3 separate regions of the Mus musculus genome follow, and regions 1 and 2 are each linked to region 3. Evidence: chromatin loops called from intact Hi-C (ENCODE). Cell type or tissue: heart. All regions are shown on one strand. Region 1 holds the start of n-TNgtt9 (a tRNA gene). Region 2 has its middle 23 kb from the start of n-TNgtt9. Region 3 has its middle 4.1 kb from the start of Spag6.

Evidence for each region. Hi-C counts contacts between places; a loop is a spot of excess contacts. Peaks named below come from ENCODE experiments on the same cell type or tissue, not always from the same donor. Only the 100,000 strongest peaks of a DNase experiment are listed, where the experiment ranks them.
Region 1: a loop joins it to region 3, with 2.7 times the contacts of the local background. A loop is called at or near these places in 7 of 42 quality-filtered maps.
Region 2: it touches region 3 in a loop (2.0-fold over the local background); 6 of 42 quality-filtered maps call a loop at or near these places.

Annotation. Positions count from the first base shown.
Region 1 is chr2:18,581,105-18,589,104 of GRCm38, forward strand. n-TNgtt9 (a tRNA gene) reads right to left here and starts at 6,013; the gene lies at 5,940-6,013. In heart, a CTCF peak has its summit at 4,598; DNase peaks (open chromatin) are centred at 6,027 and 6,447; H3K4me3 peaks cover 1,957 bases; H3K27ac peaks cover 812 bases; H3K27me3 peaks cover 1,685 bases.
Region 2 is chr2:18,605,656-18,613,655 of GRCm38, forward strand. No RefSeq gene overlaps it. Among named protein-coding and RNA genes, the nearest start is that of n-TNgtt9, 23 kb to the left of the region's middle. In heart, no CTCF peak of the experiment used is centred here; DNase peaks (open chromatin) are centred at 3,126 and 3,316; H3K4me3 peaks cover 2,706 bases; H3K27ac peaks cover 1,229 bases; H3K27me3 peaks cover 3,002 bases.
Region 3 is chr2:18,690,960-18,698,959 of GRCm38, forward strand. It overlaps a transcript of Spag6 not described here. Among named protein-coding and RNA genes, the nearest start is that of Spag6, 4.1 kb to the right of the region's middle. In heart, a CTCF peak has its summit at 3,240; a DNase peak (open chromatin) is centred at 3,172; H3K4me3 peaks cover 2,040 bases; H3K27ac peaks cover 982 bases; H3K27me3 peaks cover 3,541 bases.

The sequences.
Region 1 (8,000 bases), 110 kb before region 3:
GGACTACACAGAGCAACCTTGCCTATAAATAAATAAATAAATAAATAAATAAATAAATAAATAAATAGGAAAATAGCTAACTTAAACAGAACAGGGAGGGAGACAAAAGAGATTGAAGACAGGATGCATACCACTTCACATGACTAGCAGAGACCTAAGAAACCATTCTATCCAAGCCTAGCTTAGTGGGCCAGTGAGCTTCATTGATGTCACTTCCAGGTCATCCTCAGAGGTATGCTGGCAGAAAGCAGGAGAGCAGAGTGGCTGAGTCTTAGGACAGAGGGTCAGATGAGCTCCCTACCATTGCCATCCCGACTAGGAGGGAAAATTAATAGATCATATCTGCATGATCAAAGTTGCTCTGGTTTCAAGACTCCAACGCCTGCATTGTGTCCTGGACAGTGTTCAAGGACAAGGCTGTGCTAGCGTGAAAACGATGAAACCCACTTTTAAAGCACAGGAAATTCGCTGTCCTGGTTGCTTTCCCAGTCATTGTGTAAAGACAGAGTTGAGAGCATCATTTCTCTATTAAAGTGTTTTCTTATTCATTCCTTATGTACTCCAAACTTTGATATAAGAGACAGCGGAAGAGCAAGAATGTGTTGTCTTACATTCTGCTATCCTTTGGGTATCTTCCTATTGAACTTTTTGGAGTCCTGAAGCCACTTTAGAAAGAAAGAAGGAAGGAATAGAGAAAGAGAGAAACAAAGAAAGCAAGAAAGTAAGAAAGCAAGAAAACAAGCAAGCAAGAAAGAAAGAAATTAGAAGAAAAAGAAAGATAGAAATAAAGAAAGAAAAAAAGAGGAAGGAAAGAGAGAAATAAGGAAGAAAGAAAGAAAGAAAGAAAGAAAGAAAGAAAGAAAGAAAGAAGGAAGGAAGGAAGGGAAGGTGAGAAGAGAGGAGAGGAGAGGAGAGGAGAGGAGAGGAGAGGAGAGGAGAGGAGAGGAGAGGAGAGGAGAGGAGAGAAGAGAAGAGAAGAGAAGAGAAGAGAAGAGAAGAGAAGAGAAGAGAAGAGAAGAGAAGAGAAGAGAAGAGAGGGAAGGAGGGAGGAAGGGAGGGAGAGCACAGGAGAAGAAAATAAACAAATCAGTACCCCAGAGCTCGTGTCTCTAGCTGCATATGTATCCTAGTCGGCCATCATTGGGAAGAGAGGCCTCTTGGTCTTGCAAACTTTATGTGCACCAGTACAGGGGAACACCAGGGCCAAGAAGTGGGAGTGGGTGGGTAGGGGAGCAGGGCAGGGGGAAGGGTATAGGGGACTTTCAGGATAGCATTTGAAATGTAAATGAAGAAAATATCCAATAATAAAAAAAAAAGAAAGTAAACAAATAGGTTACATCTTTAGAGAGACAAAGCCCTGGAATGAGATGATCGCAGGACAAAGGCAACTGAAAGGGACACTGAGATGCTGAATGGTCCAGTCTCAGCAGCATCTGAGAGATCCCACAAAGGAGAGGTAACAATTGTTGCTTAGATGAGTCTGGCCAACCCGTGGAGCTGCAGACATAATGAAAGTTCTTTTTAAGCCTCTGGTTTTATAGTGTTTTCTTCTGCAACTAGAGACCATTAGAAACAGAACTTGGAACCGGAGAATGAAAACTGTGACATTTGTCTTAGACTCAGGAGATGGGCTAAAATGAAAATCCTTACAGAGATCATAGCAGGCTCTTGAAAGGCAGAGATGAAGTTGCTCTCAGAGGCTGAAGGAAGGGTGGGGGGCAGTGCTAGTGTATACATGGTGTGAACACACACAGATGACTATGGGGAAAGCTGTTATCTGTAGGACCTTTAGGAAACAGAGATGATTCTAGTGTCCCTCCGAGGTCTGGAGAGGCTGTTTATCGGCAGAGTGTTGAAAGCATCAAGTGGTTTTACTTTTAGCTGCCTATGAAAAACTACATAAGGAGTAAAATAAGGACTCCCCACCCTCACCCCCAAATATGTAGAATCTAGAGAAATTTAAAGGACCAAGGACTCATTGAGTTAGAAGCAATGTTATTTCTCTTGCCTCCGCCATGGAAGGCAGAAGCCACGGAAGATAGATCTCATTTGGTTATGAACATGTTTCAGCATGAAGTCCAGATCCAGGGTGGGACCATCAAAAACTCAGTAACAATCACAGAGCCTCTCAGATAAACAGAAATCTCTCTGCCTCTCAGGTATGTATGTGCCTTATACCACTCCTCATAAAACAGAAAACTGTTTCCAAGAATCAGAAACTGGGCTGGAGAGATCACTAGGTAGACCTCCATTCAGGTCCCTCCAGAATCCACTCAAAGCCAGACACTGTAGGACATACCTGTAATCCTGTCATAGTGTGAATCTACAGTCCCCGTGTTCCTAAAGAGAAATGGGACAAGAAGACAAAAGAAGCTTTCTGTCACATATCCCAAGACTCCTCTTAGCCATGACAGTTTCCCAGATTCTCCTTGTCATTGAGGAATGTGACAATCTGAGTAGTACTGGTTAAATATCTTGTACGATGGACTTCTTCTGGACTTTGCCTGGTTTTTCATTGAGAAAAGAGCAGGGTTGTTTATGGGTACAGGGAACGACAGCTGTGAACAATGAAATTAAGGATGCTGTCTATCACCGAGACATTGCCCATGATCCTCTGATAAATCTAGGTTGCATTAGTGTCTACATTAGTCAGGGTTTTCTAGAGCCATGGAAATGGTAGAATAAATATATATAAAGGCAGTTTACTAGAAGGGCTTACAGGCTGTGGTCCACCTAGTCTAACAATGGCTGTCTCCCAGTGGAAAGTCCAAGAATCCAGTAGTCCAGTCCGTGAGGTTAGATGTCTCAGCACATGTTGAAATCTCAAAGAAGTAGGCTGTAATGTCAGTGAAGGAATGAACTTGCCAGTAAGGGCAAGCCTGCAAATCGTGTGCCCATGATATAGCCTGCCACAAGGAACTGTGGCCCAGACCCAAGGTGGATCTTCCCACCTCAGAAGATCTGGATTTAAGATGGGTCTTTTCACTTCAAATGATTTAATTAAGAAAATCCCTCATGGGAGTACTCACGTTTTAAAATTAATTTAGTGATGCATTTTATGTATGTGGATGTTTTGTCTGCATGTATGCCCACCAGAGTAGAGCATTAGATGTCATGTGAGTACAGTTAGACATGGTTGTGAGTTGCCACGCATATGCTAGGAATTGCTCTGGAAGAACAGTCAGTTCTTAACTGATGAGCCCCAAACTTGGGTTGAGTTAACTCCAGCTTGTAATCAAGTTGACAACCAAGAATGGTCAACACGGGTCCCCAATGAAGGAGCTAGAGAAAGTACCCAAGGAGCTGAAGGGGTTTGCAGCCCCCTATGAGGAACAGCAATATGAACTAACCAGTAACTCCAGAGCTCCCTGGGACTAAACCACCAACCAAAGAGTACACACAGAGGGACTCATGGCTCTAGCTGCATATGTAGCAGAGGATGGCCTAGTCGGCAATCAATGGAGGGAGAGGCCCTTGGTCCTGTGAAGGTTCTATGCCTCAGTACAGGGGAATGCCAGGGCCAGGAAGCAGGAGTGGGTGGGTTGGCAGGGAGGCAGGGGGAGGGGAGGGGATTTTTTTGAGGGGAAACTAGGAAAGGGGATAACATTTGAATTGTAAATAAAGAAAATATCTAATAAAAAAATCTAAAAAAAAAAAAAAGAATGGTCAACACAGTGCTGACTCCGAGGGCCCCTTCATCTATAAACACACACACACACACACACAAAGGTTTGCAAAAACAATTCATCCGTAAACATGTCTGCCGTTTTTCCAGAATGTTTCTTGTGTTTCCCATCTGTATGCAATGGTCCCAAGAAAGGCGGTGTGCTCAGCCCTCACCCACACAATTCGATCATCTACTTCTGTTAGAGGGGAACTTTGTTCTCAAAGTTCAGGTCCCCCCCCCCCCTCTTTATTTCCTGGCCTCAAAACCACCCCCGCAACAAGACGAGGATCCTTAGAAACTTCGGATCAAACTGAAAACTACCGCTTACGAGAGGTGACCCAGAGCACATCTCACAAAACCGTCTGGATGAGAGTTTATGTGGGTGATTCCCGAACACCAGCCTTGGGGACAGAGTCCCTGAACGCCAGGATTCATGGCCTGACTCTAGCCCTTTGGCTTTTCCTGCGTATTTTGCCTGGCCTGTTCCAATCTTCAGTCTTGCCCCCTTCCGATTAAATGCCAACAAGCTGCTCCTGAACCTAGAGACCCCAGTTCATGTGAAGATTCCACATCCCCACACGAATTTCATTTTGAATCAAATCGAGCAATACGGCGAACACATAACACATAATCTAATAATGTCCTATTACATTCTACAAAGTTTCTAAACTCCCTGCATGACATGGGGAGCAAGATATTAATGAAACTTCATGTAAAAAAAATTAAAATATCTATTTTGGTTTTACATTAAGTAATCAAGTCACGACTTTGGAGGTGGGCAGTGTGACAGTGGAACATGCATGGGCTTTGTGCCTGAGCTGAGTTCAAAGCTAACAGTGACATCAGGCACGAGGCTCTGCTGTACTGAGCTCTTCTCTGCAGCCTCAGTGACACTGACCGAGGACTGATTGCGACAATGCCTGGCAAGTAGGTGGCACTCAACAGCCACCAGACTTTGCTAATGCTACCGTTTGGGCATGCCCCTGGCAGTCATGCCTTGGAAACTTAAGCGCTATGGGAACTTGAGTCTTATGGGAATATTTGGAGATGGAACCCTTGGGAGGTAATGAGAACCACAAGTCAGGAGGGTGACTTCCCTTCCCCCTCCCAGGAGGACACTGGTGGCTTTGTAAGCCAAAGAAGAGAGATCTGAGCGGTCCAGCTTGCCCTCCCTTAGCATGCGATGCTTCTTGCATTTCTGCAGAGTTCCCACTAGAATACCCCTGACAGGCTGTAGCCCTGTCTGCCTATCCTTCACAAGTGTAAGCTAATCTTTATTTTTTGTAAATTACACAGCCTAGAGAATTTAGTTGCAGCATCATAAACTGATAAGAATAAACATACAGGGTCTGGAGAGATGACTCAGCAGTTAAGAGCACCGGCTGTTCTTCCGGAAGACCTGGGTTCAATTCCCTGCACCCACAAGACAGTTCACCACTGTCTGCAACTCTAGTTCTAAGATAGCTGGCACACTCACAATGACATATATGCAGGCAAAGCACCAATCCACATAGAATAAATTGTCTTTTAAAAGTATAAATTAATATTGCATACTTATACACATACGCAAAAAGAATTAGTATGTAAACCCAGAACAAATAGAGAATATGTATGTATGCGCATGTATATGCAGAAATAAAAATTTAAAGAATGAATCTCCCAATTAAAATATTGTTAATCCTACTCAAAGTTACTGGTTCCTTTTTCTTCCTTGTTTTAAATAGACAGGTGACCTCAAACTCTTGGGTTAGGGTTATTCCATTGCTTCAGCTTCTCAAGAAACCTGTGCTGTAGACAAGTACCTACTGATAGCTGATACACCAATCTTTACTTTTTTCTTAAAACTGGCTTTAGATTCCTATAATCTGTACTCAAGACTGAATTATTATGATGTAACTATGGTTATTTTCCTAAAGTATCTATTGGGGGGGGGCACTTTGTGCACTCGTAATGTGTGAGCAAAATATGAAAGTAACTTTCCCTTTAATTTTTCTTGCTTTAAGTTCTTTCGTTTTTTTTAGAAATTTAGTTATGAGACCGTATAATAGGTTTTCTTTTCAGGTTTATTCCATTTTCTATAAATATCTAAGACTTTAGAGCGGAAAAACCAAAAGGGCTGAAGCTGGGCTTCATTGTAACAAATTTGATTTCTGAAAGATAGCTTAGAATAGATGCGGAACGTTAGACTTCAGTTTGTTTGAATTTGACAGTGGAAGTATACAGGGTAGAAAAAGCCGCAGACAAGCTTTGTTTAAAAGAGAAAAAGGAAAGGCGTCCCTGGGTGGGCTCGAACCACCAACCTTTCGGTTAACAGCCGAACGCGCTAACCGATTGCGCCACAGAGACTTTGGCGCTCCTAGCTGCTCCAGGCAAGGCTCTTATGAAGAATAATAAAGGTTCTGTGACACATTTTTTTCCTACTGCCTGACTCCTATTTGAAGCAGAAATGTTACTAAAGGTTCTTAATCCTTTCGAGTTCCCCCTCTACTTCTGAAGCATATTGGAAAATTATGCCTCAAGATGGAGGAGAATTACAGGTCACTGCGTGGATTAAAACACTGTGGCTCTCCCCTCCTCCCAACCCCAGCTTGGAAGGTTCTGTTGCAGTAAGATGACAGCTTCTAATTAATTACCTTTTGTAAGGACTTGTAATGGTCAGCTTGCAGGCTGAGTTTTCCTTTGTTTCTGTTTTTGCGGTTTTCCCGCTGACCTTACGTTACTTACTAAGCCTCTTCGAGGCCGTCTGACTGTATGCGTGCCTTTTGCTTTTTAGATTCAGGTTTTACTAAAACACGTATTCAAACCCTGTTTGCGTTGCGACTTTACTCAGTGCGATTGTCCCAGTAACATTTCGTTACGACGTGTCCTGCGAGGCTTGCGGCCAATTGCTGAATGGGTCCTTGATTCTCTCTGCTGAGACCTCTTCACCTGCGTGTAAGCCTCGCCATTGAACTCTCCTCGCTGGCTTTTTGAAAAAAAGAAATTACAGAACTAAAAAAAAGATAGGACTTATGATTAACTGGGCACATTTTATTTAGCTCAGAATCACGGCTTGCAAGCATACTCTGTCCCTGGAAATATTCCGCAGGAAAATCTTTCCCTTTTGTGAAAGTTTACTTGGTGCCTTTTCAATACTGTTCAGAATCGTAATTTTGCTCCCACTGTTCCCGCTTCCAAGAAATTATAGTTTCCCCTGAAGAACTTGATATTTCCGGTTTTGTCACAAATTACTCTGGCCTCAAGCCTTCGGGGAGAAAAAAAAAAAAAAAACCGGTCGATATCGGGACTTAAGTTGTGAACGAAGTGCTTGGGTTCAACCAACATTTCGAGCCCGCCAATTGCGTGATGACAACTTAAATTGGCTTTAGAGCCATTCAACAGCGAAGTAGCCTGAAATGTTAAACAGCTGGGAACTCACGCCCAACTGGACCTCTCAGCTTTCAACGCACTTTTAAATGTGCACATGAAAAAAGAAAAAATCCTGAATTTGAAACAAACTAGGAACCTTCCGGAGCATACTGACGACATATATAACTGCATGGTGTTGACTTCAAACCTTATTTTAAAAATAGCTATTCATCTATGCTAAAGTCGTGAAAATGCTGGCTCTTTCTCTTCAAACTCAAAGTGAGGGTTTTTCCTCTGCTATTGTCCTCCGGACTATTTAGTTAGAACAGATTGCAACCTTGGACTTCACAACCCCTTCATTAAATATTTACTCTCCTGCTGAGAATATTAACAGGGATCCTGTTCATATCTACATCTTTCTTGCCCATTTCTCTTCCTGGCTCAAACATCACAGCACTAACATTTTCACTTCTAAAAAGAGACAGGAGCCATCCAAGAGAAAAACTAATGGGGGGGGGGGCGGGGGGGAAATGTCCGTGTTGAGAATTGCTGTGCTTTTGAAAACTGCCTTCCAGCCTCTTGTTAACATTTTAAATAATGGTTAGTTCAGTTTAGTTTTTGTGTATCACCACATTTGAAAATACTTTAAAAGAGAGTGTATATATATATATATATATATATATATATATATACACACACATATATATATATATGTATGTATATATATATATAATTAAAAAAAATACTGAATGGAACCACGACATCTTACCTTAATCTGTTAACATCTCTGCTGTGTAAAAGATGCCTACTTAACTAAGATGCTAAAAGGACAGCATAAGCTGCCACCTGAATGTTTGTGATCTTAGGCCTTAATATTTACGTACAACTTTGAAGGTACAACTAAATCTATTAAATTAATTTTAGAAACATTTTCCCCTTAAATTTTAGGGCAACCTAAGAAAAGCAATTCTCATTGTTGTATTAG
Region 2 (8,000 bases), 85 kb before region 3:
TTACTTATACACCCTATATATTAATCCCTTGTCAAGTACATGTCTTGAAAAGACCATCTCAGCTTATCTTTTAATTTGTATGCTGTCTCCTGTCATATTAAAAGTATTTTTAAAATTTAAATGTGATTCATTTTGTCATTTCCCCTATGGGTTGTGCATTTTAATGCTTTGTTTCAAACATATGTCCCAGGATTGAGTTGTAGCTCAGTGGTAGTGCATTTGCTCAGCATGCACAGGCCCCTGAGTTAGACCCCCAGTGTGACAAAAGGAAGGAAGGAAGGAAGGAAGGAAAGAAGGAAAGAAGGAAAGAAGGAAAGAAGGAAAGAAGGAAAGAAGGAAAGAAGGAAAGAAGGAAAGAAGGAAAGAATTCCCTAAGCCATGCTTATGAAGAAATTCTATGTTTATAATCAATATTCTAAAAAATTCTTATTTATATCCTTGTGTTTCTGTGTTGGTATCTGCACATGTGTGCAGAAGCCAGAGAGGGCATCAGATCCCCTGGGGTTGGGTCACAGGTGGATGGGGGTGCTGGGAAGGGTCCTTGGGAATAGCAACCAGCACTCCTAACTATCTCTCCAGCTGCATAATCAACATTTTAATAAAGTTTTCTTTTTCTCCAGTTGGTATTTAATGTATCTGAAATTTAACTTGTATGTAATGGAAGAAATAAAATTTTTAGTGAGTGTTTTTAAATGAGAATAAATGAGGAAGACTAAATATTGCTTGTAATCTGTAAATGCTGATTTAAACTACCCTTGTCTGCATACTACCTTGAATACATTTAATACTCAGAAAACATGTTCTGGCCACTTTTTTTTCAGCAATGTGGATTGCTTAGACTATGTACAAAGTTGGCCTTTTAAAGTCATATAAGTTGTGCTTAATTTTTACTGCTTTGAGCAGGAAACAATATCTTAATAGGATTAACTTTATTTAAGTACTGAATTATTCCAATTAAGTTGGAAAACAAAAATGACTTCTCCAATGATGCCCATTTTTAGAAAGCTCATCTGGGAACTCTCTGTACTCCTAGGCAAGTGCATTTACCATTTACCAGAAGAAATGCATACAAGACATTTTAATCTACTTTCAATGATTCTGGAAGTCAGGTTCTCAAATCAAAAGAATGTTTGCTGCCAGCTTTCACATCTATGATTTGAAGTTACCACTCTAAGTTTAGCAAGGCCTGGCTGTATTGCTAAGTCTCATGCCAAGACCTGTGAGCTTTCTCCCCTTTTGTAAATAGCCTGAAAAGAAGTACTTAAAACCTGATTTTAATTGAAGGCAATCAATATAAACCAAGGAAACTGTTTTGTTTTAAATGAGACACCCTGTAAGTTCTGCTCAGAACAATTCCCCTTGGTTTTTTTTTTTTTTCTTAAGAGTCTCAGAAATTTAATCTTTCAAATATTTCCAGGAATTCCAAAATCTATCACACAAAGGAGGAACACCTTCGTTTTGTTCTGGAGTGAGGGGGACAGAATAGAATGTTCTTGAAAATGTGAATCTAGAAGGTTAAAACATAGTTGGAAAGGTGAATTATTTTATTTTCAGTTTCTATATATAGACCAACTTCCCCCATTATGACTGAAAGAAATGTCTCAGACAGCAAATGATGTCATTGCCTCCGTTGACTTGAAATGCTTCTATCATCTGCTTGAAAAAAAACAAAGAATCCAACCCAGCTACCTCACAGAGAAACGCCTCCTCAATGAGACTTTTCAGGAAGACACTTGTCGCTAGTCCCGCAGCCAAGAGACTTCAAAATCACACTGCTTCTCAGAGAACTCCCCACGGACCACCATTTAGGAATAATTTTAATTCAAAATCAGCATTCTTGAGTTCAGATAAGTGGGGGGAGGGAGAAGGAGAGGGAGAGGGAGAGAGAAAAGGCGATAAGTATAAAAAGTGAATAATTTAAAAGAAACACCTAACCACCTTACTGCTTGGGAGTCCCCGTGTTTAACGGGAAAAAAAACACGAATTAATATCTCTGTCTTCTTTGCCGGTCTCTCTACAACTCATCTCTGGAAGTCTGTCCAGAAAGACGATTCTGATTCCTAGTCTATTGAAATACAGTGCAAAACTCCCAGTTGCAATAAAAGAAAAGAAAGCACGGGAGGAAGCCAACTAGCTAACCAAAACCAGAAAACAAGAAAGAGAAGGAAGGAGGGAGGGAAAGAGACAGAGAGACAGGGACGGGTCAGACAGAGACACAGACAAAGAGAGAGGAGACAGAGAGGGAGAGAGAGAGAGAGAGAGAGAGAGAGAGAGAGAGAGAGAGAGAGAGAGAGAGAGAGAGAGAGAGAGAGAGCGCTAATCTCCTTGCAGCAGGAGACAACAGCACCCCACCCCAAGAAGTCCCCCTCCGCTGCTGGGGAGCACTGGGCACACAGTGGCTTCTGAGGTCACCAGCTTGCCACCCTGGCCCTTGGCAGCCTAGGCTCGCACCTGGACGCCCTCTCTAGCCCACACTCAACAGGAGAGAGGGAGGAAGGGAGGGAGAGAGAAAGAGAGAGAGCGAGAGAGAGCAAACGACAGACAGAAAGACAGACAGACAGAAAAGAGAATGGCCCACCTGTGAGCCCAGCAGGCAAGAAACGCGCCGGCCACAGACTCAAAATGGAGAAAGAGGAACCGAGAGGGACAGGAAGGAGGGAGACACGGGAAGGGACAGTAGGATAAAAACTGTTCAGGGTCCGCGGGTTAGAGGATGCCAGATGGAGAACCCAGGAGTGGAAAGCCAGAGCACCAGGAAGAGCGAGGAGGCCGAGGCAGTGCTCCAGCCAGGCTGCTCCGGTGTCCAGGCTCCATTTCCAACAGCGCCATATTCGTGCAGCCCTTTGTCGTGGTTGATTTTTCTCCGGCGGCTGGGGACCTGTGCCAGTGGGTTTCTGCCGCTTGGGCAGAGGGCTTGGCGGCAGGACAGGATGCAGGGCTCAGTTGGGGGACCTTCGTGGCCATCTATATACCTTGAGGGGCTTCAGTGTGCAGGGCCCAGCTGGGAACCATCGTGCCTGCCTTACAGGGCTTCAGGGTACAGAGCACAGGGGGGAGCCTCAGGCCTGTCTTCCTGGTAGGGCTGTAGGGTGCAGGCTCCAGCTGGGAACCCCAGTGCCTGGTTTTGCCCTTGCAGGGCTGCAGGGGACAGGACCTAGCTGGAGGCCCTTCTTATACGTGCCTCGCAGGGCTGCAGGGTTAGCTGGGGGACCTTACTGCCCTTCAGGGCTGAGGGGTGAGGAACCCGGTTGCAAGTGGCCCTCGGGCGCTGCACCCCTCGGAGTTCATGTCCTTGACGTTGGAACGGTGAGTGGCAGACGCTAGTGCAGGAAGGAGGCGTTACTAGATTGATCAAAGAAAGAAAAAGAGGAAGGACGCCCTTAAAGAGAAGGGTGCTAGCTGAAAATAGCGGAGCACAGTGCCCCAAGATCCGAGCCTTTCTGGAAGGGATTTCGGGCCTCCCGCCCCCCTCCTCATCCCACCTGGGGGCGGGCGGTCAGCCACCTCCTCCTGCGCACAGCCACCAAGTCTCTACCCTGGTTGCTCTCCGCCTAGACCTCTTACAGGGTCGACTGTCGGGCTGACCGCCCGGACCTCCAGGTCCGCGGGTCGCTCCATCCCACCCCTACGTCCGAGGTATCAAAGCTCCCCCGGTAGATCTTGGGGTAACTGGAGGCACCCCCAGATAGAAGCCGCGTCCGCCACTCGTCCCGCCCTATGTCGCTCTGACATAGTGTCACCCTGAACCTCACGCACGTCTTTTTCACAATTCTCCCCTTTTCATGACGAGGGTTGTCCTTTCCTCCAAATCCCATCCTCGCCGGAGCTAAGGAAGGCCCTGGGTGCCTGGTGTCCCCTCCCTTTCCCAAGGACTCGGGGAGCTAGCGGGCCCCGACACTCCAAGCCGGAGTACCCTGAGGCCAGAGCCCCGCACTTGCCCGGAGCTATGTTGTGGACCAGGCCGGAGCCTCTGGCTTCGTCCCCTCCAGGTGAGAAGGACTCAGGCTGGAAGGAAGGAGGCGACCGCTCCCTCAGGACCAAAGCAAAAAACAGCTAGCCACTCGCGATCGCCGCCGGCGTGACCGATACCCACATCGCCCGGCGGCGGTTCCGTGGGCTCTGTTCTGACTTTATGCCTGGAAGAAGTTTTCTTCCAGGCATAAAGTTGGTTGGTTGTCCTCCTTTCCAACAGAGAGCACTGCCTGTCGTCTCCCTTCCCGAGGCCACTGGTACCTGTCATTACCCCCACCCCCCACCCCCAGGTGCTTGTCTTCCATCCCGCGGTAATTTGAAACCGGAAGACAAACGCACCCTAAAATTGGCACCTCCAAGTCCGGGCTGCGCACACTAGCTCCCTCAAACCGGTATCATAGCGGTTACTTTTATCTCTGCACTCTTAACCGGATTTTGACTTTTGAAACTTTTCTGTTACATTGAATAGTTCTTCTTTCACAGATCTATGTTCCTACTTTCATAGAGTTTAGGTTTTCAGAAAAAGATTTCTTTCCCAGGCAGAAAATACAGATTTATTTATTTCTTCCTTCCCTTTCCTTCCCTTTCCTTCCCTTCCCTTCCCTTCCCTTCCCTTCCCTTCCCTTCCCTTCCCTTCCCTTCCCTTTTCTTTCTTTCTTTCTTTCTTTCTTTCTTTCTTTCTTTCTTTCTTTCTTTCTTTCTTTCAAGAAATTCTGTTTGAAAAGTTGCATTATAATGCAAGCTGCAAATTTCTAGAGGCGGGAAGAGAAGGGAGTGGCTCAAGTCCCCACGGTGAGGACCAGTTGGTTTCAGGAGATTCCTTCCCTGTGTTTTTGTAAATTCCTAAAACCAAATTTCAAAATGAAATAACCTTGTGCTGACTTGGAGATAGTCCACAGAACTCAGAACTGAAAACCTCGGCAACCTGAAAGGCCTGCTTAGAAAGCAGTCTAGCTTCTGTTGCTGAGAAAGGGTCTCTCTCTCTCTCTCTTTTTTTAAGGCTGTAAGAGTTTTTAAATTAAATAATTCATCACTGTGTAGATGTTTATAGCTTGACAATAGCCAACACTTTAGACTCCTGGTTTGTGCTCTTGTTTTTGACTTCTTGGAAGTTCTTACGCAATCTTTAGTGCTTCCTTCTTTATAGAAGCCTTTCCTGACTTCACAGTTCTATTTAGTCAGGAGTTTTGTAAAAATCAAATTTCTAAAGCCACCTAGAAAAGAGTGCTTTAGGGAGTATAAATATGGGATTGATGCTTAAGATAAGTTGCTCTCTCCCCTCTCCGGATAACCTCCCTCTAAAGTGAAAGCTGGAAGTTGTAGTTTTGATTGATAATCTAGCCACTCTTGAATCCAGCCACTAAGTCTAACAGATTAGATTCTGAGGCCTACTTTTTCTTTAAAACCATTGCAAAATATTTATTAAATTATTATGAGAAAGGAGGGTTTCTTGTCAGGAGGCAGGTACTGATGAACGTTCAATATAAAACAAATCACCACATGTATGCATGCTATTTCTAACACTTAATGCGTTAAGGATTGCTGACTAATACAGAAGAAAGTATCTTTATTTGATAGATTTATCATGTAAAAGAAAATGCATGATCTCTGTCCCAGAATTCAGTGAAGCAGAATTTTAAATAGATCCCTTACATCTTTTCAAAATCCATCTAGACAACTAGGTATTGCCATCAGGACAATTTTTGAGCAAGGTAATCTTTAGGAATGCAAAAACATAGATTCACAAATGCCCAGCATGTGACAGTCAATTTCTCATAATACATTCTTTACAAACAGCTGTGGGTTTTTTGTTTTTTTTTTTTTTTTGGTTTGTTTGTTTGTTATCTGTTGGTCTATATGTCTTTCAAAAGCTTCATGTTACAATGTTACCTACATGGAAGACATTTATTTACAATTAACTGCTTTGTTAATGTTGCAAGTCATAACTGCTTTGACCATTGATGCATGTAATACTGAGTGTGTACTTTCAATGCTCCTTACTTACATCCTGTAGACTTCAAACTTCAAGTATCTATACTCTTTGAAGTAACATTTCCTTAAGTGGCAGATGCTCATGGATCAGCACACAGAATAATTCAGGCATTTCATGTAACAAAGTCTTACTGAGATAACTTTGTTCTCCGCAGACTCTCCCAGTCTACTGTTTTATTAGATCTCCTGGTTGTGTCTGCTTCACAGCAAGGACTATCAAACAGTTTAAATGAATTGAGATATTCTCATCTCCCTTCCTCACATTCCATGCTGATTCTTGCTTTTATGAGAAATTGATACTATTGATGAATGTTAAGTTTTACAACTAAAACCATACAAGCACTGATATTCACTTATTAAATATATAGAATTTTTGAGGTCTAGTAGCATCTGAGCACTGAATATCCTCAAAATATTTTCTGTTCTGTAAGAAACTAGTCATTGTAACTCTTTATGTTGCCTGGCAATTTAGAAATAGTAATCTTTTAATGTTTGTCAGGCATGGTTCTTGCTTTAGGCGAGCTAAATAGGAGACAAAATATTCTAAGGGGAAAACTCTATTCAGCAGAGGTGGTGAGGAGGGAGAAGGAGGCATTGAAGTGATAATGTTTATTGTCTACATGTTTGCTTGCAAGGAATTTTTGTTTGTTTTCACATAAAACTGTGATATGTTTAATTCAATGCTTCAACAACAATAAGGTAGTTTAAAGACCTAAACATTTTTTAAAGCAAAAGATTAATAGTCAGCTAAAATGTTAGTTTCTCATGTTATAAAAATAATTACCCATAAGCCATTACCCATAAGCCATTGATCTTATGCTATATGAGTGAAAAGTTTACAGAGAATTACAGGGCAATATCCTGGTCATGTTGCTGAATGGCAAAGTTTTCAGACCATAAATGTTCTGTTTGTAAAAGCCAGGGAATTTTTACAGTGGTTTCCATACATTGTCCTGTGTTATTTTAAATTCTCTTCATTAAAGCACAAAACTTCTGATCTGACTTCTTTTTAAGCACATACAATAGCTGTCTTTGCCTGTTGTGAATAAGAAGTTACTGAATCCAAACACAATGATAGCTCAGCTTCCTATGTCAATTTTGTGCTCTGTTAGAAGATGTGTAGCAGTTAGCTCATTGGCCCAGCATATCGAAGTCTCCTCACATAGCAGACGATGAGCTGTTTTCAACTGCTGTTCTAAAATCCTAGCCTCCAGAAACAAGGAACAAATGTGGTGTTTGCACTGAACACAGACAGGAGGAGCTCCAATTGTCTTCTAAGTAGATTTTGCTTACTTTTATAATTTCTTCTCTAATGAGGGATTAATGATTACCTACTTTAAAAACTGAACAACCTGGTTAAACACACACACAGTTACAGAAGTCCTAACCATCCTTATGAATGATATGATATAAAATGAACCCCTTGAAATGGCATCTTAAAACTGTGATTCGGACTCTTATTTAGAATACTGAACACCAAGTACTACAGTTTTGTCTTGCCTTTTACCATGCCAATTCTTACAGAGATACAGAAATATGCAAAATGAAACACAAAATATGCAAAATTATATACAGATACTTTTTAAATCTTGAGAGGGAGTTAGATAAGAGAAAAGAAAATTCTAGAAGCCTAGCAATTGTGCCTTCTTCACAAGTGGGATCAGTAATTTTAAGGGCAGTTGGCTACAATAATTGTGTGATTTGAAAGTGTGAACCTAGGTGAGATTCAGACATTCAGGAGAAAGCTCATTCACTGTTATTGTTTATATCATTGGCTGTCACAGTAAATGTGGGCAGAAAGAGGGTAGAACACGTGCAGGCACGGAGTCCTTAGCATGAGTGGGAAAGGAGAGAGAGAGAAGCGATGGGGAGCCACAGACAAGGGACTGAATTGTTGAGTAAGGGAGGCAATCAAATTTGTTTACCATTTTGCATGGTCAAAATCAACTCACCAGATAACGCCTTGTGAAAAATTAACACTTAAATGATCTATAATCAGCCCATTTGGTTCAGTTTCTTCTTCTTTTTTTTTTTTT
Region 3 (8,000 bases):
CTGCAAGCAGGTTCTTGGTTCTTCTTATTTATTAAATGGATAGAGCACCTCACCTCCACGCGATTTTATTTGATGAACCATAGCAGCTTTTAATCAGTGAAGACTCAGGGGTTGCATAAAGTTTCGCTCCCCTGCCCTACGTGTGCGTGCGTGCTTGCATATGTGTTTGTGTGTTTCTAGGACGCTAACTTTTCAAAACAAAAATCTTAGTGTTTCACACCGGTATTACTGAGGAAAGATCTTTAAAGTATGCTGCTAAATATTTTTATTTAACTACAATCGTGTAATACACATTGCCAAATTTCTTTGGGTCTTAATACTTGCCCTGGACTTAAGTAGCTATTACATTTAGCTGCGTGGTTTTGTGGATTTAAATTTCACCTAAGTTGCAAATGATGTGACTAAGTTCAGAATTCCTGGGCGACAAGCACCTGTCTCATTAACCTTTGTATGCTCAGGAATCCATTTTATAACAACAAATATTGGTCAGATTTCCAGAGGAAATCAACTATCTTTAGTAGAAAGCAAAAACTTAGTATTAATGAGCACAATCTTGAATATATTTAATAGACTCGCTGAAAAAGTCAGCGTCTTTCTCAGTTAAAGGCATTATCCAGATACACTCATCTACACATATTTTAACTTAATTATATTTCAAACATTGTGGGTTGTATTTTAAAACACCTGACCAACGTTTCAGGATTCTGAGATACCCTGTACACAGGAATTTGTAACATTGCTCATTTCTCACTCAAAGTCTAAATATTTGCTTAAATGTCCATTAATAGGATTTTTAAAATTTGGTTTCATACTTTCATACTTTCTCACCAACTGTCTCTAGTTTTATGAGAATGCTCAAAAGGCTAGATCTTCTAAGACATGACACTTTGACCTATGCAATAAAAGTTAAGGTATAATAAATTACAATGTCTTATTCATATATGATGGTAAACTCAATATATTCCAAAATGACTCACAGGCAGAGAAAGTGTTCACATTCAAGCCTTCCAAATGCCAAGTTCTTTAAGATAGTGTACTTCAAAAAAAAAAAAAAAAAAAAAAAGAAAGTCAGCCCTCCTTGGTTCCTACAGGCAACCTAAAGCTGTGTTTTGCCCAACCACTCCAGTCACACCTTAAACATAGGGAGGCAAGGCTGTAGTGAAAAGTTCTGCCCCCTTTCAAGAAAGGAAAGTGCCAACTTGAGGTTGTTTTCCTTTTCCTCACAACTGGGTCTTGGGAGAATTGAAGGATGAGATCAAAGTGCATTCATATTCATGTGAATCATCACTTTGGATCTGAATAATGCTGGGTTTTACTGTTGTGTTTACACTGAACCCTAGCACTATTGCTTTTGAGGCTGCACTCTTACTGCTGTGCAACTTCTCTGAGACTCAAACACCAAACAGTTAGGACTGATAAGCCATGCCACTTCCATACAGCATGCACAAAGGACTCTCAAAAAAGTGGAGCAAGTGCAATTCTATAGACTCTCGCCATTCACATTTTGACTCCTTTCCAGCCTTCCCAATTAAAAACAAAAATAACAAACAAACAAACAAAACCCTCCTATGCTCAGCAGGTTCACTTCCCAGAGGTTCAGGGTTTCATCTTAATGGGAAGATACAATGACACAACCTTTAACTGTTCAGAAATCAGACACATTAGTGTTATCAGTAATTAGTTCATGGGAGTGATTTTAGCTCTGAACATGATTCATTACAATTTGTTCCCCAGTGTAACTGAAGAACTGAAAAGTCAGTGCAAACTTTAGAAAATGTGCTTACCAGCTGTTTCTATATGTGTCATGACAGTTTTCTTAAAGGATCTTCACTGGGGGTTTCCTCAAACTCATCATTTTTTCCAGAGGAGAAAGAGGCTATCAGAGTCGGTGGGATCTGCTTAGTTTACCAAATGATCATTTCTGATCAAAGAATTCATTTATTAGCATGCCTCCACTTCAGAGAACACATTTTAGCCCATCACAATAGAGTAGCCTTTTCCTGGATATTTGGAGGGATCTTTAATCTAGGCTTAGGAAAATGTATTTTATGCAATTTAATATAGCACATATAGGCTTTCTAAACTTAATGGTGTACACTAGAGCAATCCAAGCTCACTCTGTTATCTTGGTTTGCAATGGTTCTGGGAATACCCTTTCCCAGAAAGAGAACTAATGCTGGCCACTTGGCACTCTTCCTAAGTTTCTGCCCCCATATTTGCATTTTACACATCACTTAAAAAAACAAAACAAAACAAACAAACAAAAAAACCCAATGGTTTTTACAAGTTGCTCTCCACTCTGGACATCAAATGTCCTTGGTATGACCAAGATTTCATCGGCTGCTTCTATTTGGGATGTGTCTATAAAAATACTGAGATTATTTGGAAACTTTCAAGAACTGTAGCTTTGCTTTATAAATAAAACGATAAGCAATTCCACATTGTTTCACCAGGAAAGCAAGGTTTGAAGAATAGAAAGCATTCCCTTGCAATTGTCTTCTTTATGACTACATTTTTTTCCTCATCACTGGGAAAGGTAATCATACTTTCTTCATATGAATGATCTTTTGAGTTGCTTATTTGAGAATAACACAAATGACGTTTATTATTCACTGTAAAGTTAAAAATGGGTTAATAGTGGAATAGAAAGTAATTCAGTTTAGAATATTTGCACTACTTCTGAAACAATAATTAATGACAGTGTATGTTCTTTGTAGGGATGAGATGTGCTATAGGGTCCTCGGATTCACTCTACATTTCAGCGGATTTCACTGACCATTTCTGTTAGAGGAACTAGACCTGCAGAACTGATAAACAAGAGATGCTATTTTTACTTCAAAGGTTTCAGAAACCTCGCAAACCCTTTCTGTACGTTTGCAGTGACTTTCAGGAGTCAGCTCACACAAACAATCAGTTTCTGAAATAATCAGTGTTCATTTTGGCTTGAGACTAGTCTGAGAAAGAACCGCAAAAGTAAAAAAAAAAAAAAAAAAAATTGGAACCTCGCACATGCGCATTGAGGTGCAGCTGCACCGTCACCCTTCTCCTCCTCTCCCCTCCTAAATAAGCTACTGTGTCTGGTCCCTTCCTCTGGGACCCGGTGTACGCCCCGGGTGAACTGAGCTGGCTGCGGGGGACCTCGCAGGGTTCTCACACAGTCCTGGCAAAGGGACCTGGAGCACTTCCCAACCCTGCCCGCCGCTTGGGAGCGTCCCCGGAGGAGACCCGCCCGGCAGGCCCAGCCTAGCGGCCGCGGGGCGTTTCTTGGTTGCTCCCAGGCTGCGGCCTGGCCTCTCGGTTCTGGGCCGAGTCGGCGGAGGCCTCGCCCGCGTCCTGGCCGCGCTCTTCCCAGGCGCACCGCCGGAAAGGTTGGGGGGAGGCGGCGACTCCTGCCGAGACTCCTAGCGACTTGCAAAGGAGGCCTGGCCACCTAACCCAAAGGGAAGGAGAGGCCTCTCTTCGGTCAGCCCCGCAGGCTCCAAGGCCCGAGAGCGGCCGGAGGCCAGAGCGGGGACCGGAGGCCGTGGAGGCAGGCGGGGTACGCGACCAGACGCTTCCGCACTCCGCCCGCGCGCTCCCTCCCTTCCCGGTGCCCCAGGCGCTCCCCGCCCTGCCCCCGCGCGTCCCCGTGACCTCGTGGGCTGTTCTTCCCACTCTGCCCCCATGTCCCCACCCCGCTGCCCTCTCCTGAGCCTGAGGTTCCGAGGATGCTCCTGGGAGCTAGAGAAACTTTGGGCGAGTGAAAACGCAGAGGAGGCCGGGGCCTTGCCCTCAGCCCAGCCGGGCTTGTTGATGCTGGTCACGAACCACGGGCGCGCCCCTCTCTTCGGAGACTCTAGCACACCGGTGGCACTTGATCCACCCGCACCTCGCCCCCAGCACCCACCCCCACCCCCACCCCATCAACCTTGGGTCTAGACCGCATAGCCTCCTCTGGGGGACCTGCACCTGAGCGGTGCGTGGCGTCCGTCCATAGACGCCAGGGTAGTCTGCAGCGAAGCACCTTCCAGGATTGTCTCTTGTGTTTGGTACAACAATAATAAGAGAATTTTAAGCACCGGAGTGCAAATTCCCACGATTTCTAAGAAAAGTCCAACAATAAAATTTGGGAGGCATGGCGGGGGGCGGGGGGGGGTCTTGAGATGGTGGCAGATAATTTTAAATGTAGAGCGTTCACAGTGTTTTCTTTCTAGCCATGCTGGCTTTGGAGCAAGTTTTAATAAAGAAAGCTCTCGTAAGTAGGATGCTTACATGCATATACTGCGCAGCAATAATTTGCTTTGCTCTGCATGTTACAGCATATTACGCTGGTTGACTCCTACATTTAAAACGTAGATTTATTTAGTAATCACCACAATGCTCCTTGGTTTTTCGGGGGTGGGGTGGGAGCAGTGAAGTCATCACTCTGATCATAGCTTTCCTTGGGAGGGAACCAAATGCCTTGGAGCTTAGCATTCACCCAGGCACTTGGGGGTGGGGCGGGTGGGGGAATAGGGAAAGCCATGTGTTGGTGGATCTAGCTCTGCCGGGCTAGTCACTGTCACCTTGACATTGTACTGGCCTGAAAAACACTACTAGACCCTTAAGACATACGAGGTTGACCGTAAAATACTTGAGAAGTAAAGTCAAATACGAATAAAATACAAGTACAGCATACACTGAGAAATGTCAGCCTTCCACTCTCTAGCGAAGTTCCACATCTTTGCTCTGGGAGCAAATTTGCTGGCACAACTGAATGGTGTGCTCACACCTGACTGCAAAAACCTGATACTTACACTTCAACAAGGACTGTCATAATTCAGATAGCCCTAGGTTTGCTTTCTTCATTAAGATCACATCTGAACCCACCTATTTGGCCGCTGTGGAGCACATAGTACTTCTGCCAATTGGAGTGAAGCTACTTCAGTGATTTTGCAGTCGATGTTGGCAAAAGGATCGTTGAAGTTCACAAAATGACAAATGACAGCTACCAATGGAACGCCTTTGAAAAATTGCCAACATGTTTGAATGGAAAAGATTTCATATCTATATAAAGCAGACTCCGTTCTGTTAATAAGTTTTTCCTAGTTTTAAACTGTCTGGATAGTTCGCCAATCCCTACCTTACTCAAACCCTCTCATCTTTGCTCCTCAAACACAAAATTTGGAATGATTATAGACCTGAAATCAATAGTAGGCATACACATGTTGAATTAATATAGACTGAATTACATGGAGAATAAATTATTTTTTCTCCTTCATGCTCTGGAAGACAGGCACATTCTCTCAAGAGCAAAGTGTCTGAAACACAGGGATATTGTTATGTGTTCAGCTTAAAAGGAGAATATCTGCACACTTTAAGTACCTCAACAGGCTTCTGAAATAGAGAACTTTACCTTGTAAAATTCAGTGAGGAACTAGAAAAGAAACGTGTTAAAACTACCTTTTACTCATGAGTAGCATATAGCCCCACAATAGTGGAATTTTCTGGATTCTCAGAGGAAATTTGTAAATAGAAACAGAACAAGATTAAAAAACTGGTTTTGTACTTTTGGGGTTTCAGTGTCATTTTCATAAATAAGTAGGGAATAACTTTGAGATTGTATTACTAGCCTTTCCCAAAAGGAAGCAAAGCCTTCCAAACTTTTCACTAAAACAGGTTTTCAAGTGAATATTTCACTACCAGTCAAATGCATAGTTTTATTTGGCAAGTTCATGAGACACCTTTAAATTCCACTGGTGCTTTAAGAACAATGATCTTAGTTTGATAATACCTTAAATATTCTTTTGAGTAGTTCTTCATTTAAGCATTAGCTTAAAGGTTTATATGTGGTCTTGGAACATTCATGTAACTATGTAAAATAGAGATACATTTTGTCTTAAAGTTAGTACATTGAAAATGGGTCAGAACCAAAGGAATTGAAGGGGATTGCAACCCCAAAAGAAGAACAACAATACCAACCAACCAGTCCCCCAAGAGCTTCCAGGGACTAAGCCATCACCAAAGAGTACACATGGCTCCAGCTGCACACATTGCAGAGGATGGCCTTGTCAGGCATCAGTGGGAGGAGAGGTCCTTAGTCCTATGAAGGCTTGCTGGATGCCCCAGTGTAGGGGAACTGAGGGTGGGGAGGTGGGAGTGGTGGGTGAGTGGAGGAACACCCTCATAGAAGCAGGGGGAGGGAGGATAGGGCAGGGGCTGGGGGGGGGGACCTGGAAAGGGGATAACATTTGAAAAGTAATAACAAAAATATCCAATTAAAAAAAAGAATATGGGTCAGGAAATATAGAATGGCTTTCTTTTCAGTTACAGTAATCTCTTCACTATATGTTATATTTAAATTACCAACAATTCCACTTATGGGTACATTATGATCATTATCTTATATTTCTTCATTGAACTTTAAAGGGCCTTGGGGGGGGACTGATAAAAACAAAGATAACTTCTTTACTCCATCTAGCTTGTTCAGATATGAAATAGGCATCCTATAATGTGTTTCAACAGGATAATAAATTCTACTAATGGGCATTGTTCATGAATACAGACTTTATAGTTTTAAATATTTTTTCTACTTGACTTTTAAAACCTAGCATCCCATATGGAGGTTATTGAATTCCTAACAAGTTTAAAGTAGAAAATAAATAGAACATAGAAAATAAAGAGCAAAGCACTTACTAAAAATGGAGGGTGTAGCAATTTAGGAGTTTGAATTGTCTAAAGACTGAAACTAAGCACCAGGACCTTTAAGTTGTGAGGGGTTTTTTGTTTTGTTTTTGTTTTTGTTTTTGTTTTTTTAAGTCTTCAAAATGCTACAGGGAACTGAAAATAAATTAAGTACACTCCATTAGCAATTTTAATAATTCACTCCGGGTTTCCCTCTATATCTGTACCTGGGAGTCCTGTTGGGGAGAATGTAGAAGACCACTGTGAAACTTACAGAGTTAAGTAAAAGGATGTGTCTCTGACTGCTGACCTGCAGAAGCCAAAGGCTGTCCCAGGGTGTGAAGAGGACTAGACACACTAGTCCCAGCCTTCTAGGACTCCAGGGAATACCAAGGCTTCTTCAGAGAGCTCCTATCAGGAGTTAAAAGTGACTGTAGTAGAAGATTCCAAGTATGAAAACCAGAGATGTGTGTGCGTCCTCTTGGTGATAGCAAAGATTTCCGGTCTGCCACGATTAGGCAGCAGCTGTGGCTAGTTGTCCATTTGACACCTGGTGAAATGGTAGTTTCAGAGAGAGAAATATTTAAAATTGACACCTGTCACTGAAACATTTGGTGCAGAATTTTAAGAGAGGAGCTAGAACTAACGGTAAACTGTAGTGCTTAAATTTGATGAAAAAGAAAGGCTGCGGAGCTCCATTTATGTGAGCTGGTCTTTTCAGATAAAAAGAAATGTCTCTTTTGGAAATGTCACCGAGCAACAAAATAAGGCCCGAATTTAAAAGAAATTATTTTTTAGAAGTCATATTGAAATATAGAGACAGCAAACTTGGTAGTCATTAGAAAAACCTGCAAGATGGATATTTATCATATTATTTTCTTTTCTGCTTTTCCACAGACTCTCTAAGTGTCCTTAATTGTTGTTAATATATCGTAATTCAGTGTATGGACACGATTGCTGTGACTCTCCAGGAATTCGGAAATCAGAAGTGCCAGGTAAGGAAGAGAGGCATTAAGAGCAACACGGAGTAATGTGTTGCCAGTGTTGCTTTGATCCGGGGACACGCCGGGCCAACGCGTCTATCTGCCTGACGCCTGGTCCCCGAGCGCACCCCTTCTCTCCAGCCCCTAGCCCGCTCGCGCTGCAGTCGCGCTGCAGTCGGGAAAACCCTGCCTCGTGGATGGGTCGGCATAGACCAAGTCCTCCCGGGAGACTCTGGCGCCCTGTGCACCGCCTACAGGGAAGTGACAACCGACGGACTGTCTCGAGCAACACTGGAGTCCCAGCTTATCAGGTCGTCCCTCCACCACTCCATCGACCATTGTGATGTCATGCCTGGGACTTAACTGTTGCGACAG